2 separate regions of the Homo sapiens genome follow, and region 1 is linked to region 2. A link is a loop called in an ENCODE intact Hi-C map of the cell type or tissue named here. Cell type or tissue: IMR-90. All regions are shown on one strand. Links, peaks and the distances in the headings refer to the core of each region. The heading gives the core; the rest is flanking DNA. Region 1 overlaps BMAL2 (basic helix-loop-helix ARNT like 2). Region 2 overlaps PPFIBP1 (PPFIB scaffold protein 1).

Region 1 (2,923 bases), core at 325-2,824, 270 kb after region 2:
CAAGAGTTATTGGAAATATAGTAGAGAGGGCAAAATGCTTAATGAACATTAGCAATGCTGCTGCTGCTGGTATTTGCTCTTTGGCACATTCTAAGACATTTTCTGTAATCATTTTTTTTTTCATTTTCATTTAATTTAATTATTTATTTTTGAGACAGAGTCTTACTCTGTTGCCCAGGCTGGAGTGCGGTCGCGCAATCTCAGCTCACTGCAACCTCCACCTCCTGAGTTCAAGTGATTCTCGTGCCTCAGCCTCCTGAATAGCTGGGATTATAGGCGCATGCCACCACGCCCAGCTAATTTTTATATTTTTATTAGAGACAAGTTTTCACTATGTTGGCCAGGCTGGTCTTGAACTCCTGGCCTCAAGCAATCCACTCACCTCAGCCTCCCAAAGTGCTGGGATTACAGGAGTGAGCCACTACGCCCAGCTAATCATTTTCTTTCTTCATTATCACTTGATTAAAATTTCTTTCTTTTAGATTGTGAATTCTTGGAACTACTTATTCCTTTATATTCAAATATGCACATTAAGAGCTATATATAAAAACATTATAATAAAATGTACATGAAATAAAATTCAAGGATTGATATGCAGTAGTCCCCCGTTAGCTGTGGTTTCAGTTACCTGTGGTCCACCATGGCCTGCAAACAGGTGAGCACAATACAATAAGATATTTTGAGAGAGCCAAAGACAGAACATATAACATTTTTACAGTATATTGCTATAATTATCCTAGTTTATTATTGATGTTAATCTCTTAATATGCCTGATTTATAAGTTAAACTTTATCATAGGTATATGTGCATAGGAAAAAAGTACTATGCCTAGGGTTCAGCACTACCCACGGTTTCAGGCATCCACCAGGGTCTTGGAATGTATGCCCCTATGGATAAGGGGGGACCACTACAGTTATTTAGATAATGTCTTAGCTAATTAAAATTTATCATATGAGTTACCTTGAATGGGGGTATTCTGGAATTCTAAACAAATGTTACGGATTCATGAGATTTTCCAGTAAGAAAATCCTTTAATGGCAATATAGAGACCTCTATTCTGATAATACACAGATTATTTTAAAAATGTATAAAATATAAATGAAATAATTAATTTTCAGCCCTTAGCACTGAGTTATATTAAAATGAAAGTCTCTAAAGCAGCTGAAGAGCTTGCAAAATGATGAGGAATTATCAGGCCAAAACCAAGGGAAATGTTTGACCTGGGAGGAGTAAGGGAATCCACCAACCCAGATTCGCAAAGCCCTTCATGGCCACAAGGGGGCGTATGACACAGACGACAAAGCCAAGCAAGCCATCCCCAGGGCAAGGATGATTCAGAAGTAAGTCAATTTTCCCTTCCTTATATTCCCCAACCTTCTTGACTCCTATCCCTTCTTCCTGGGTACTGTAAGAGAAGTTGCTTTTGCAGGGGAAAGGTGGGGTAACATCCTTAGACATTTTAACCACACATTGGCCCTCGGACGGATCTGTGGCCCAAACTCACCAATGAACTAAGTGGTGGTGGTGGTGGCAAAGTAAGTGGGCAGGGCAGAAAGACAAAATGCCTCATGCTATGATTCAGTACAGTTTTCTCAGACTCGTAGCACTCTTAAGAGCCTGGCATAGGGAAAAGAAAATCTCTTCTGTTGGAATCTATCTTCATCCTAGGGCTCAGGGAATTCTCCCAATGACTTCTTGCTAATATTACTACACAGCAGCTTGGGAGGGAGCTGAGGAAGGAATGAAGAACGCAGACTCTGAGTGCTAGGTCAGGGAACAGCAGTAAACTGATTTTGAGCAAGATAATGACATTTCAGGTCTGGCCTGCAGCAAGGTTGGCAGAGCATACCAGGCAGAAGTGGGCTGGGAAACCCCGTCGGTGTACATCAGCCATCACAGGCGAGCCCTGACTCGGTGAGTGAGTGGGGATGTGCTCGAGAGAAAATGAGGGCAGTGAGAGCAGCACTGAGGCATGGTAGAGGCTGGCCAGTAAATGCATGCCATGGTGTTCTGCACACTTGTCCACACATTGGCTCTCAGAGTTCCCATGGCAAAAACCAACGAGGCAACATGATCACTTACTTTTTTCACAATGTTCATTGGGTTAAAAAAAAATCAAAATGACAGTAACAATTCCTCTTCCTCTTCTGACCCCATCCCCACCATTTGAACACTGTGCTGTACTCTACATGCATTACTCTTTACTCTTAACAATAGTCCCAGGAGGCAAATGCATCCCTATCTCACAGATGTGAAAACTGAGGATTAGAATGTCAAATAACTTGAGTAAGTCACATAGCTATAAAGGGAGGAAGCCAGGATTTGAACCACAAGGTCTGCCTTCAGGACGCATGCGTGTGAACCACTGTGCTTCACTGCCCCGCCTGGTAATCAGATTGCAGACACAGGACCTCATGCTGCAGAGCAGGGCTACTCTAAATGTGGTCTGCAGACCAATGTCATCAGCAAACTGTGGTGAGATCAAGTGCAGAATTTAAGAAGTATTTAGAGGCTTTTATAAAAACATAACATTGCTGTGACAGCCAAACCCATGATCATTTTTCCATAATTAACTGTATTTTACAATGAACTAGTGGTGGATGGGGGGAACACCTGTTCTTCATCCAGATCGTTTAAAAAGCACTGCTGTAGAGTATAGTGAAAAAAATCACATCACCATCCTTCTGCCTTTAACCTAATTATGCTATGGACCAAAATAACATGATCCACAGGCAGCCCTCTGTTGATCTGGCTTCTAAGTTTTTGCCGAGCAAGTGTGGGGATGCTGTGACAATACCCTGGAATGCAGATCCAGTTGCCTTAAATCATCTTGCTTGTGAGCAGCACTGACCGAAGGATCTGGTCAGACTGCGGGGATGAGTACTTAACCATGTCACTTCTGTTCAGCAGAGCTGAGGCAAAA
Region 2 (2,923 bases), core at 284-2,783:
TGCCACTTTATTTTAGTGCTACTTTTTAAAGGACCAATTTGCTCACAAAACTTGTCCAAGAGCCCAGAGAGTAGGAAAGGAAATTAGAGTGTTAAGCAATATTAACTCCTCCAAAAGAGACACTCAAATACCCTGCATGGGAGATGACTTATTTTACTACAAGCCACAAAGATCCCTACAATGGTTACTATATTTTTGCTTCTCTCTCCCTCTCCTTTTTTTTTTTTTTTTTTTTTTAAGATGGAGTCTCACTCTGTCACCCAGGCTGGAGTGCAGTGCCGCCATCTCAGCTCACCGCGACCTTCGCCTCCAGGGTTCAAGTGATTCTCTTGCATCAGCCTCCCCAGTAGATGGGATTACAGGCACCCACCACCATGCCCAGATAATTTTTGTATTTTTAGTAGAGACGGGGGTTTTACCATGTTGACCTGGCTGGTCTTGAACTCCTGACCTCAAGTGACCCGCCCTCCTCGGACTCCCTAAGTGTTGGGATTACAGATGTGAGCCACTGTGCCCGGCCAGCTTCTCTCTTTTTACAAAGACATGCATGTATTCCTGCATCACAAATTCATAGACTACAGGACAAAATTATCCACGAATGCCAAAAATTACAAGTAGAACAATGCTATATGAAATAAAACTTTGTAAATAGAAATTATTTTAAGCTTCCAAGTGTAATGATTCAAGTTCACAAAGGCTAAGAGAAGGGATGCTACAATAAAATAACACTTCCCAGTAAACCCTTAGGCTTTTAAATTGTGGTCTCTTATAAAATGGGGCAAAATATTACCTATCATAGTTATACAATTACACCTTAATAATGGCACAATATTTCACTTAGATGATATCTATTTTCTTCTTATGAATTAGGTCATGAACTGTTTGACATTATTCAGCAACATATTTGTGATTCCTCAACTAACAGGTCAGAATTCAAGTCTAAAGAAAAAAATCAGCTTTTCCCAGTTATCTAAGCTAATCATCCTTGCATAATATGAGTCCTTAGTGATATTCATCAATATGATCTTTCTAAATATATATTTTCCTACTTTCTCATTGCTAAGAAATACCATTGAATTCTTATCTGCTATTGTATTTTACAGCTTCCTTTCTTCTTTGCTCGTGCAAAGAAGAAACCACTGAAAAAAATGGAATTGTAAACTGGGATAATTTATCTGTTTTAACAAAAAACTACTCAACTATATTTCATGGCAATACTTTAAATATGGTCTAAATTTCCAACCTGAAATAAATCACATCTTCCCCTGACAACACAAGCTGGAAAATCTGGAAATGGCTCCCTAATGTAAAACTTTAAAAAACAGAATACAAACTATTTCAATCAATTTCTTATCAGAAGTTCAGTCCTTTTAAAAAAGAAAATTCCTGTTCCCTTTCTCTTTTCCCTTTCAGAGAATTCAGGGCTCCTGCAGGAACTCAGTCTCTGACATGTATGCTCTTACCACAAGGGGGCACTGTTGAATGATGCTAATCATCTCCCATTAGCAATTCCAGGGACAAGTCCTGAATCTTCCAAAGTTTAAAGACTTGTACCCTCAGTCCTTTGGAAATGCCTATACTTCTTCCCCATGCCAATATTTTCTTGGAAATTAATATCCAAATATAAATCTAAAATTCTAAGAGAAAGTTAAATATTATGGATTCATGAAACACCCAGAAAAATATTTTTATTAAGGGGACGATAACAAGAACATGAGAATATTCAAGTTAGTTTAATGTTGAAGATTATTTTAATTATTTTCATATGTAACATCACAAAGTTTACCACATATGCTCTAATCTCCGGGTCTGTGCATACGTTTTAGAAATAACACTGAATTTTTATTAGATTATCAGGGATTGAGTGTACAGGAAGTTTGATGACAAGATCACTTTGTATGTGATTGAGAGTGCATGAGTGAAACAATGAAAAAGTGGGGAAAAGAGATTTGATTAAAAAAAGCAGCCAAACTCAAGGGATATAAATATTACCCTAGGCGCTTACAACAATAAGTAACACATCTACTGCAATTTAGCCCCAACATTTGGTTAACATCTCATATACAAATTAAGTTAACAACAGGTGAATATTTCCCCTTGACTTTGTGGACGCAATGTAGAAGACCACCTCTATCCATATCTACCATCAATTCTTCCCTGCAGCAGAGCTAGCTCCACTGCCATGTTGCCCATCTGTTGACTGAGTTTTACTATTACTTTACCCTGCGACTATGGGGTTAGGACCTGACAAAAAGAGGGGAAAGAGGAAAATATCAAAGAGATTTTTAGAGAAAATACAAAACCAAGAATTTTAAATTGGGTAACTTTCTAAGTCCTGTTTTAAGAGCCCCAGCTTCTATCAAATGAGAAACATGCTCACACAGGCAACTGACAAAGAGTTTTAAAATTAAAACATGGCTGGGCATGGTGACTCATGCCTGTAACCTCAGTGCTTTTGGGAGGCCAAAATGGGAGAATTGCTTGAGGCCAGGAGTTCCATACTAGCCTGGGCAACACAGTAAGATCCTATCTCTTAAAAAAAAAAAAAAAGATTAAAACATGAACCAAATGAAAGACTTCCTTTTGCTATGGAGGAAGCAAGACATATACCAAGACTTTCCACTGTAATTGAATCTTTGACAGAAAATTTAATTTTGAAAATAGCAGTGGAGTAAAACTTGTTATTTCCAATATAAAGAACTTTCCTATGGTGGATAATGTATGTAATGCCTGGTATCATGCTGGCTTATAGTCAGCGTGAAATACATGATTGAAATAAAAACAGAAGGGAAAAATAAGTAAACCATTTTCTCTCCTCTCTCCTTGGTACCCATTTTCTAATCCAGCATGACACCCTTCCATACTCCAACCAAGGAAACAAAATAGGAAGCAAAAAGGAGGGGAGATGGCTCTCAGAGAAAAG

Evidence for each region. Hi-C counts contacts between places; a loop is a spot of excess contacts. Peaks named below come from ENCODE experiments on the same cell type or tissue, not always from the same donor. Only the 100,000 strongest peaks of a DNase experiment are listed, where the experiment ranks them.
Region 1: a loop joins it to region 2, with 6 times the contacts of the local background. A loop is called at or near these places in 6 of 110 quality-filtered maps.

Annotation. Positions count from the first base shown.
Region 1 is chr12:27,382,542-27,385,464 of GRCh38, reverse strand. The region is part of intron 5 of BMAL2 (basic helix-loop-helix ARNT like 2); the gene reads right to left. Among named protein-coding and RNA genes, the nearest start is that of BMAL2, 51 kb to the right of the region's middle. In IMR-90, for the core only: a CTCF peak has its summit at 1,279 (motif pointing right); a DNase peak (open chromatin) is centred at 1,304.
Region 2 is chr12:27,650,901-27,653,823 of GRCh38, reverse strand. All of the region lies in intron 7 of PPFIBP1 (PPFIB scaffold protein 1), which reads right to left. Among named protein-coding and RNA genes, the nearest start is that of REP15, 44 kb to the left of the region's middle. In IMR-90, for the core only: a CTCF peak has its summit at 1,469 (motif pointing right); a DNase peak (open chromatin) is centred at 1,473.